Regions from separate parts of the Homo sapiens genome. Here region 1 is linked to region 2. A link is an interaction called in ENCODE POLR2A ChIA-PET data of the cell type or tissue named here. Cell type or tissue: PC-9. All regions are shown on one strand. Each heading gives the region's core, and the rest is flanking DNA. Links, peaks and the distances in the headings are about the cores only. Region 1 overlaps SLC44A3 (solute carrier family 44 member 3). Region 2 overlaps ABCD3 (ATP binding cassette subfamily D member 3).

Evidence for each region. ChIA-PET counts read pairs that join two places held together with the same protein. Peaks named below come from ENCODE experiments on the same cell type or tissue, not always from the same donor. Only the 100,000 strongest peaks of a DNase experiment are listed, where the experiment ranks them.
Region 1: POLR2A ChIA-PET joins it to region 2 with 16 read pairs; 3 of 35 experiments call an interaction of 5 or more read pairs at or near these places.

The regions. Positions count from the first base shown.
Region 1 is chr1:94,832,121-94,837,508 of GRCh38, forward strand. The region is part of intron 5 of SLC44A3 (solute carrier family 44 member 3); the gene reads left to right. Among named protein-coding and RNA genes, the nearest start is that of SLC44A3, 14 kb to the left of the region's middle. RefSeq lists an enhancer at 4,368-5,388. In PC-9, for the core only: no CTCF peak of the experiment used is centred there; no DNase peak of the experiment used is centred there.
Region 2 is chr1:94,512,061-94,517,448 of GRCh38, forward strand. It overlaps ABCD3 (ATP binding cassette subfamily D member 3), which reads left to right. Exons shown (of 23, transcript NM_002858.4): 22 at 3,086-3,142; 23 at 4,992-5,388. The coding sequence ends at 5,069. Among named protein-coding and RNA genes, the nearest start is that of F3, 27 kb to the right of the region's middle. In PC-9, for the core only: CTCF peaks have their summits at 2,269 (motif pointing right) and 2,476; a DNase peak (open chromatin) is centred at 2,251; H3K27ac peaks cover 1,131 bases.

The DNA of each region.
Region 1 (5,388 bases), core at 236-5,235, 320 kb after region 2:
CCACGCCATTGCACTCCAGCCTGGGTGACAAGAGCAAGACTCCATCTAAAAAAAAAGATGCATCCCTACCCCAGCTAATGAAATACTCTAAATCTCGAAAGGCGTAGCAGTTACATAGATGTGTATGTTTATCAAAGTCTCTAATTTTATGTTTAAGATCAGTGTATTTCATTGTATATAAATATTGCCTCAGTAAAAATAAGAGGAATTCCTTACATTCTGAAGTGTATTAAGTTAAAAAAAAAACAAATAATAGAACAGTGTGCAGTATACTTTTGCATAAAAAGTGGAAAATGTAAGTATAAACCTATAAATATATATATCTAGGTATATATTTGCTTGTATAACCATTATTACATCAAGCATGACTTACAGGATGTAGTCAGAAAGCAATTTAATTTTTGTCTTTCTCTGTCTCTTTAAATTTATTCAGTGGGACTAGTTTTTTCTGCCCCTGAATAAAAACACAGGCAATTCCCAAGGCTTCTCTGGTAACTTTTAGGTAATACATACTGAGTCACTTTAAGTTGCAACAGACACTTTCAATTCAATAATTAAAATGTTCAGCCCAGACCAGGCACAGTGGCTCATGCCTGCAATCCCAACATTTTGGGAGGCCAGGGCTGTAGGATTGCTTGAGGCCAGGAGTTCAAGACCAGCCTGGACAACATAACGAGACCATGTCTCTACAAAAATTTAAAAATTAGATTGGCATAGTGGAACATGCCTTTAGTCCTAGCTGAAGCTGAGATGGGAGGATCTCTTGAGCCCAGGGGTTTGAGGTTGTAGTGAGCTGTGATCATGCCACTGCACTCCAGCCTTGGTGACAGAGCAAGACCCTGTCTCAACTTTTTTTTTTTAAATTAAAAAATATTCAGCCCAATGTGATAAACTTCTCACTTGATCGGAGGTTCAAACTTCTGCCCCCTGCACGCTTGGCCCAGGAGCAAGTGGGAAGGCCATAGTCCAGGAAGGAGGCTGTAGTCAGCCTCCCTTCTCCTCTGTTTATTCCTGCCCTCCTCTCCCAGCTTGCTGAAACAGGTTTTGTCTAAGGGGCTGGTGCAGCAAAAGTGAAGGAAGAAAATAGTAGCAGGAACACATTTACTTGTCTGATACTAGCACCAGCATTCTCTGGGCTTGGGAGATGTCCCGGCCAGCTCTTTCCCTCATGGGCATGTTTTGGGTTCTTCGGGGCTCTTTCAGCTGCAGTGCCTTTCATGTAGTCTAATGCATCTGTGCTCTGGCTGGTCATGTGAGAGGCTTTCCTCAGTCCTGAGGCATTAATTAGCTACCTCAGAGAGCAGCCACCTCCAGCTCCTTCTGCCAAGGTCCCCACAGCCTTCTACAGGGCTGTCTTAGACACGATCGGTGGCACCCCATCACTGGGACTTGTGCACATGCAGCCCACAACTAGACCCCAGGAAGCCCTCTGCACCCTTTGCCCTGACAAATGCCCTGGGGGCTCTTAACTCCCCAGCTGTAGCTCTCTGCTCTGCTGTTAAAGCCGCTCACCCTCCAGATTTCTTGGGGTGGCTCAGACCTTAAGCCAGGGGATTCCCTAAGCTCTCTGAGTTTTCCATGAAACCCTTCTCATCTGACTTAGGAAAATGGGGATGGAGTCACATGACAAGTCTAGTAAAAAAAAAAAATTTCAACTCTTCAAAAATTACTCTTCTAATGATTCTCTGCACTTGTCATCACCTGTGCAGAGTAGATTTTACTATATGCAAATAAAAATTAAAATCAAGATGTCAGGATCTTAGGATAGTGTGTAGAGGGTGACAAATTAAATGACTAATAAGGAGCTGATGTGAGTAACTTTGGAAAACAGCTTTGTGACTAGATACTGTAAGCTAAAGACAAAAGGAACTGTATACAAACACTGTACTCCAGATAGTACATTTGTTTGTCACATAGCTACTGGTTAACAATTGTTTTTCTCATTTTTTAAAAATTCCCTAAACAATACAGTATAATGGTTAGCAATTCTGAAATTACATACTAGAATCGATTATAGGGCCTAGAATCAGTAATACCCCACCATACCCAATACCCAGATCATGGTTTCTAATCATTGGTCTTCAAGGGTTCTTTGGAGAAATGGCAGGTTCTAGGACTTGGATAAGGAAAATACCAGCTACGTCTGGTATCATCATCCTGTAGCATCAGAAAGTAAGGAAGTGCTCAAGAAAGAAAAAGAATGGGTCTTGTCAAAAGGACACAGATGACTCGTAGTGGCCAAAGCTGGAATAGATTGAATAACACAATTAAGATTATAACCCAAAGAAAAGAATAAATGTTGATGAGGCCATACTGATATGAATAAATAATTGAATAAATAAATAAATGGGGGGAAGGGATAAATCCTTTTTTTCTTTTTTTTTGAAACAGTCTTGCCCTGTTGCCCAGGCTGGAGTGTAGTGGCACGATCTCAGCTCACTGCAACCTGTGCCTCCCGGGTTCAAGCAATTCTCCTGCCTCAGCCTCCCGAGTAGCTGGGATTACAGGCACCCACCACGACACCTGGCTAGTTTTTGTATTTTTAATAGAGATGGGGTTTCACCACGTTGGCCAGGCTGGTCTCAAACTCCTGACCTCAAGTGATCCACTCGCCTCGGCCTCCCAAAGTGCTAGGATTACAGGCATGAGCCACTGCTCCCGGTGAAAGGGATAAATCTTTACTTCTTCCTCCAAGAGGTGGAATTTCCCTCCCTTTGAGAGTGGGCTAGGCTTAGTGACTCATTTCCAAGGATAGAGAGGGAAAAGAGAAAAATAACAACTTTACAAGGAGAAACCCGGCAGGTACCACCTTAACTAGGTGATCAAGGTCAACTTCACCAGTGTTGTCATGTTCCTCGATAGGATTCTATGAGAAAGGCACTTCACCTCTGTGGCACTGTCCCAAAAACCTGTTGACTGTAGCCTAATCATGAGAAAACATGAGAGAAATTCTACAAATTAAGGGACATTTTACAAAATACCTGACTATGAATCTTCAGAAATGTCAAGGTCACGAGAAACATGGAAAAACTAAGAAACTTGTCACAGGCCAGGCACAGTGGCTCACACCTGTAATCCCAACACTTTGAGAGGCAGAGGTGGGAGGATGGCTTGAGCTCAGGAGTTCAAGACCAGTTTGGGCAACATAGCAAGACTCTGTCTCTACAAAAAACATAAACTGTCATGACCAAAGAGGAGACGTGACAATAAAATGCCATGTGCTATCCTGAATTAGATCCTGGAATAGAAAAAGGATGTTACGGTGAAATCCAAATAAAGGCTGTAGTTTAGTTAGTAGTTTAGTGACAATGTTAAATCTTAATTTTCACAAATATACTGTGGTTATGTAAGACATTTACATTAGGGGAATGTGAGTGAAGGATACACAGAGGAACCCTCCACCATCGTTACAATTTTTTTGTAACTCTAAAATTATTCAGAAATTTAAAGTTTACTTTTAAAAATGCTCTGCTTATCAACTTCCAACTCTTTTATGCTCTCAGCATGGATGTGGGTTTAAGAATAATCTAACCACTTTTCTCCCACCTCTTTTTTGGCATGCCCTGAATGGTGGAGTCTGGCGTCTCATTTTGGAGTAGAATTTTTATTATCTTTGAGCTCAGCCGCAAATTCCATTTAAACTTCCTATGATATTTACATATGCTAATAAAAGTCTCTAGAATGGTTTGCAAGAAACCAAAAATCATGGGTGCCTGTGAGGAAATGTACTTCGGTAGCTCAAGGACAAGGAAAGGCAATTTCTTGCTGTTTGGTCTCTTGTACTTTTTGGAATTTAAGCCATGTGAATGTATTACCCCTTCAAAAATGTAATTACAAAAAACACCGTTTGTGTTACTCTTCTCTTGAACCACTATCCAGTGACTCAGGAACTGTTTCTGTAATATTGAGACTTCTGGAGAAAGATTCTTCCACGTGTTCTATGTTGTGCTTCATTAGAAGCTTGGGAAGTCATTTCTTTTCTTCAGGGCAATGAAATCTTTTAACATTTGGATTCTCCTTTGTTTCATTCTTATACATTGCACAAAATGATTGGTGATTGGGTTTTGAGCAGCTTTTTAGATAATTTGACACTTCTTTGGTTGGGATTATTTCCACCATTTGGGGTTCATGGAAAGAAAGAAGAACAGGACCCTGTGAAGGTATCAGTGGCCTCATGAAGATTCATTAGAATGCATATTGCTAGGCTTTTTTACATTTCAGGAAGAAGCTAAAAAAAGGTCAACTTTCTCATCTACCCAAGGCAGTTATCAACTGCAGCATCAATCACACATTTACTATCCATTTATTGAGCACCCACTGTTCATAGCAAGGCTCTCAAGCCTCATATGCCTTCCTAAACAGGACGGAATTAAGCTAATAGTGTCATTAACACAGCTTCTGTCTCATCCAGTTCACATCCCTAATAGTTCCTTACAGAAATACAATTCTTTTGTTGGGGTTGGTAGTTTGTGTCTAAGAAGGGCTAAGACAGGAGAATAAAAATTGTGGTTCCCACTGGGCACAGTGGCTCATGCCTGTAATCCCAATACTTTGAGACATCAAGGCAGGTGGATCGCTTGAGCTCATGTTGCCCAGCCTGGGCAACATGGTGAAACTCTGTCTCTACAAAAAATGCAAAAATTAGCTGGGCGTGGTGGCACATGCCTGTAGTCTCAGCTACTCAGGAGGCTGAGGTGGGAGAATAGCTTGAGCCCTGGAGGCAGAGGTTGCAGTGGCCCATGATCGAGCCACTGTACTCCAGCGTGGGTGACAAAGGCAGAACCTGTCTCAACAAAAAAAAAAAAAAAAAAAAAAAGAGGTTCCCCATAAATAAAATGTAGTATATGTACACATACCACAGAGTAGTATTTAGCCTTAAAAAAAGAAGAGATCCTGCTATTTGCAACAACGTGGATGAACCAGAGGATATTATGTTAAGTGAAATAAACCAGGCATGTAAGGGCAAATCCCATACATGACCCCACTTGTATGTGGAATCTAAAAAAGTCAAATTCATGGAAACAGAGAATAGAATTGTGGTTATCAGGGATGCAGGCAGGGGAAATGAGAGATGCTGGTCAAAGGATACAAGTTTCTGTTACGTAGGATGAATAAATTCTAGATATATAAAGTAAAGCATGGTGACTATAGTTCATAATACTGTATTGTATATTTGAAATTTGATACAACAGATCTTCAGTTTTCTCAAAATATGATAACTATGGGAATTTATGGATACATTCATTAGCTTAACTGTAGCAATCATTTCATGAAGTTTATATATATCAAAATATCACATTGTATACCTTAAATATGTGCAATTTTTATTTTTAAAAATGTTGCTCCCCAAGTTTAGGTTTTTGGTTTCTGTGGGTTCCCATAATCAAC
Region 2 (5,388 bases), core at 261-5,260:
AGGCGCTCTGCTTTTTAGAGTTTCCAGTTTTTCTGCTCTGTTTTTTCCCCATCTTTGTGGTTTTATCTACTTTTGGTCTTTGGTGACCGTGATGTACAGATGGGTTTTTGGTGTGGATGTCCTTTCTGTTTGTTAGTTTTCCTTCTGACAGACAGGACCCTCACTACTGATTTCTTCTCTTCTTTCCTCCCTTTTTCCTTTTTTTCCTTCCTAAATGATATAGAAATTTTAGGTAGTCATGTAAAAGATATCTCATTGATATATAAATGAGATATAAAAGATACCTCATTTATGTAAAACAACATATTTAAATCTCTTTATAATTCTCTTTATATATGGGAAATATATTTAAATATGTTGTTTTATATAAATGAGATATAAAAGATAAAAGATATAAAAGATACCTCATTTATATAAAACAACGTATTTAAATCTATTTCACTTTACCTCATTACTTAGAGTTAATAAACTGACCTTTTCTTAATTTTTCCATTAACTTTATCTAAACATTAGAGTTTTTTTATGAATAAAACTCAACAATAATTATTTGGCAATTTTTAATTTATCCGTTTTATTTTCTAGCCTGAGCAATATTTTACCAAAGCTGCTTTTAGTAGCTAAGTCTGAGGCTATCTTTATTGGTTCCATTCTTTAAGTAATTATTCAATAGTATCAGTTTTCTTTCTTTGAGAAATTGTTACCAACATCTATACTATGGTTAAATTTTGGAACAAATGTAGTATATCCTAGCTGTTTTATAGTTTCTATATAAGTAAATGAGGTAGATGAGGATTTTTAACATTTTGTATGTGTTCTTTGGGAGTTCTCAATAAATAAAAAAGGTCATATTGAGTATATATATTATGAATTCCTACTATTCCAAGTGTGTTCATGATCAGCAGCAGCAGTGTCACCTAGGGGTTTGTTAGAAATGCAGAATTTCAAGCCCTGCTAAATCAGAATCTGCATTTTACCAAAATTCTAAGATGATTCAAATGCGCATTAAAGTTTGAGAAGCACTGGCGTGATGATGAAAGAATTTGCTATTCTTTGTAGAAAGATTTTAACTACTGATTTTATCTTGTTAATGATTTATTTTCTATTCTTGAATTTGCTTTGGTAATATATAATTATACATTTGTTCATGTTGGTTTTCAAATATATAGGTATTAGAGATGTTTATGGTATTCTCATGTACATAAAACCATGTAGTCTGCAGTTGATTCAATGACATAGCAGCTCTTTGCTGGTAATTTTGACCACGTGATTTCCTCTTATGCTCTAGCTATAGGCTTGAAGTCCCCACATAAGACTGTATAAATTCTATAAAACATCAGTTCCATTTAAAAGAAAATTCATATGGGGCCTCATTGATAATTTAAATTACTGTGATACCACTTAAACATGTATAAACATGATGAGGTGTGAATTCCTTAAGCTTAGAGCTCTTTTACAGCTACAAAACTAATATAAACTTACACATTAAATACATTAAATACAGACAAAACTTAAATACAGTTTCAAATTTACAACATTAAAGAGACCTATGATACCGTTTAGATGAAACTAAACCAGTGGTTTGGGATTTAATTAAGGAAAGATAGAATCTGAGGTTCAAATTTCATTATTTTGCATTTTGCTTTTTATTTTGACTTATATACTTCATATATTTTTTATATCCTCATGTAAAGAATGTGTGCATTAAGTAGATGTCTAATCCAATTATTGTAGTATCATAAACAGAGAAATAATATCTTAAATGAGCTCTGAAAAATCAGAAAAGTGTGGTATGGTTGAAATATATGTTTTATTAATACTGATAATATGCTTATTTTATTATGCAATTCCTAACCAATTTAAGAACCTTTTTACAGTGCAGCCAAACTTATTACACATTAGAAGTTTTATTTTATATCACTTTGGCAATCAGAGGTGTAGATACAAACCGAGGAACTTGAATCTCATGGTAAAAATGATCTAGAATATACTTATAATGATCTTTTAAAAATTATCATCAAAATGAAAATAAAATTAAGAAACCATGGTGGAAATTTCCCAGATGCCCTAAGCATGCATTTGCCAGCCTTGAGTGATCCACTTGGAGGAACAGTGACCCAGAGTGGGGTTTCTCAGTCCTGGCACTATTGACCTTTTCACTGTTAATTCCTAGTTGGGCAGGGTTGAGGGTTGCTGTGCACTGGAGGATGTTTAGAAAGCATCCCTGGCCTCTGCCCATTAGATGGCAGTAGTGCTTTCAGTTGTGAAAATAAAAATGCCTCCAGTCATTGCCAAATGTCCCCCTGAGGGACAAATATCACTGACCTCCCCACCTTGGTTGAGAACCACTGATCTAGAGCAACTACAGCTATTATCTATTAATGTTTTTTTTTTTTTGAAAATCTGAAGTACAGATCTATAAATACGTATTCACAATCTGAAATCCAGAAAGTGCTTAAATTTAAAACATTTTTCATAATTTTGTAGCAAGCTCACTGGGTAAAACTTCGCCTAAGCTAACAAAAGATATTTAAACTCTATATGTCTCAATATCAGTGTCCATGTGTGTTGCTACAGAAACATTTATGTGTTTAATTATAAAATTCTGCCTCAGAACTCTCTGGGGGTGTTAAATAATACATTTTCAAAATCTGAATTCCAAGACACATTCCAAAACAGTAGTTTACGGTAGGGGATTATGACCCTGTATTTGAAAAGCAAGTTGACTGTCAACAATGCTATACTGATTTAATTTTTCCTGATTTTGACCTTTGGCTATTTTTATCCTTCTCATATTCCTCTCATATATTTTTCACAATAAAATAGGAGACATGATAGGAGATATGTTTTTTGCCCAAAAGAAAATAATACACTTAATGCCAGTACCTGGTAGTTTTTATTATGTGGTTGATGGCCAGTACTTTCCATTGCTATAAACATTTTGCATCCAGTTGTAAATTTTTTCTCATTGACATTGCTTTTTAACTTTAGTCACTGAAGACTGTCCTCTTAACAGCTTAAAGTACATGGACTAGTTTAATTTGTGACTCTGTTACTCATTAAACCTAAATCATTTTCTTTGTATTAGGTTGGCATCACTCTCTTCACTGTGTCTCATAGGAAATCTCTTTGGAAACATCATGAGGTTTGTATTTCTTTCATTGAATGGTACAGTGAAATTTTATTTTCTTTAAAATATGAATTCAGGTTAATATGGTTTTAGATTTTATGGTTTGTATTCCCTTAAACATATGTCTTAAGGAGAAAAGGTGGTTTTGTTTTATAAAATAGGATTTTCTTAAATATTATAGTTGTCAGTTTTGAAAGCAATGGTGTAACAGTTTTTCTCCAGTTTTATAAGTGACTCTTATCTGTTAATAGTAACTGACTAAACTTTGCATAGTCTTATCACAAATATGGTGAAGTAAACTTTTCTTATCCAGCAGTGACAGAGGAGAAAAAGTCTTAAGAAGAATTAGATGGCAAAAAATTTAGGGACATTTTTAATAGAGGTCAGGACTACAAGGGGGAAGATTGAATAACATAAGCTATGTTTATCAATGTACTGTAGTAAGTAGGATTCATTAGATAGTCACTATAATTTACAAAGATATTCAAATGAGGCTTACATTGGTGCACGTGTATTACTTATTCTGGTGCTTCAGTAGTGCCATTCTCACTATGTCAGTTCTTTTCAACTCAATGTGAAATGCTCAAAACCTGAAAGTAAACCCAGTTTAATTCTCTTTATTTTCTTTCCTCCTCCCTCCCTCCCTCCCTTCCTTTCTTCCTTCCTTTCTTTTCTTCTTTCCTTTCTGTCTTTCCCCCTTCCCTCTTTCCTTTCTTCTCTTCTTTCCTTCTTTTCCTTCCTAAATGATATAGAAATTTTAGGTAAAAGCAAGGATTTGAGAAAAATTGGAATAATGGTAAAGGTGCCTTGTTCCACAAAATACATACCTGATTAAGGACCTTTTTTTGCCAGATACTGAGCTAAGTGTCATGAGGGATGCAAATTAATTACAGTTTTTACCTTCAAGAACTTTAGGATGTAGATGATAGTCTACAAGTGATAAAATGAAGAGCATAGGATTTGAAGTCAGAGAGCCTGGGTTCAGGCACCAAAGTTTCTAGCCTCAGTTGCTTCCTTTGTATAATGAAGTTATTGAGCCTTACCTTCCTATCTCTTAGATTACCATGAAAATTAGACAGGTAGCCTATATGAAAGTACTTAATAAAATTCAGTGAAATTCTATATAACTGTGTGACTTTTAAAGATAGCTTTTATTATTTTATGGCATATTATAACTTGTCAATTTTTCATGAACTGAGCAGGAAATTGAATAACTAGAAATCAAAGGCATTTAAAATATAGCCAAGCCTTTATGTTTTCTCGGAAGTTCATAAGTATTATAGCCATAGGACATTGAGAGGAATTGAGAGCATTTGGGTTTCACCCTTCCTCTTCTTTTGGAGGTATAGACAAGTAGCAAAATAATCATCACGCCAGTGATCATGTGAAGGAGGGGAACACAACTAGAATGTGAGGGGCCAGGATAGCTAAGAAATAGTAATACAGAAAATGGAAACTCAGAAAGCTTTCTGAAAATAAGCCACTAAATAAAAACAGAAGGCTTTGTAACTGCTGTTGTGTCTTCAGAGGTTAGGATATATCGGCAGTTTTTATAGCTCTTTTTCCCCTCTACTAAATTAAAAACAAATAAAAAGCCTTAAGCTGGAGATTTCAAGCTGATTAGGAAATCAGGCTACAGGAAACAATACTGACTGACCTATGGAACAGTCTTGCATTTAGCACAGTTTAACCTACTGGTAGCTGAGATCCTTGGTCATGGAGTTACGGAAGCATTCTGATTTGTGGGATGCTTATAGATTTAGCTCCCTTAAAATAATGAGGAAGTCTGTATTTTACTTTTCATAAAAGACAGTACTATATTCACTCTTAGTTACTGACTTTTTTTCCCCCTTCTTTCCCATAGTACTACCTGCATATGGATGGCAGAGGCAACTATGAATTCAAACAGATAACAGAAGATACAGTTGAGTTTGGCTCTTAGAGAAATCTGGAGAACTATACCTGCTTCAGTGAAATAATTACAGAATATACTTAGAAAGGCAAAGTACATTGTAAAATAAAGTTGAGCTTAGTTTTTTTTAAAAAAAAAAACAAAGCAACAAATTAACTAGATACAGAATAATGGAGAACAAGTTGTTAAAACATTTAATATTATATAGGATATTGCTAATTGTGTATATGTTGGTTTAATTAATAATATGTACTAAGAATGTCCTTATTCTTGTGGTTAAAAACCTGCCTAAATTAAATTGGGCTTCAATCACTGTAACCTGATTCATCCTGGGATGTAAACCATTCGA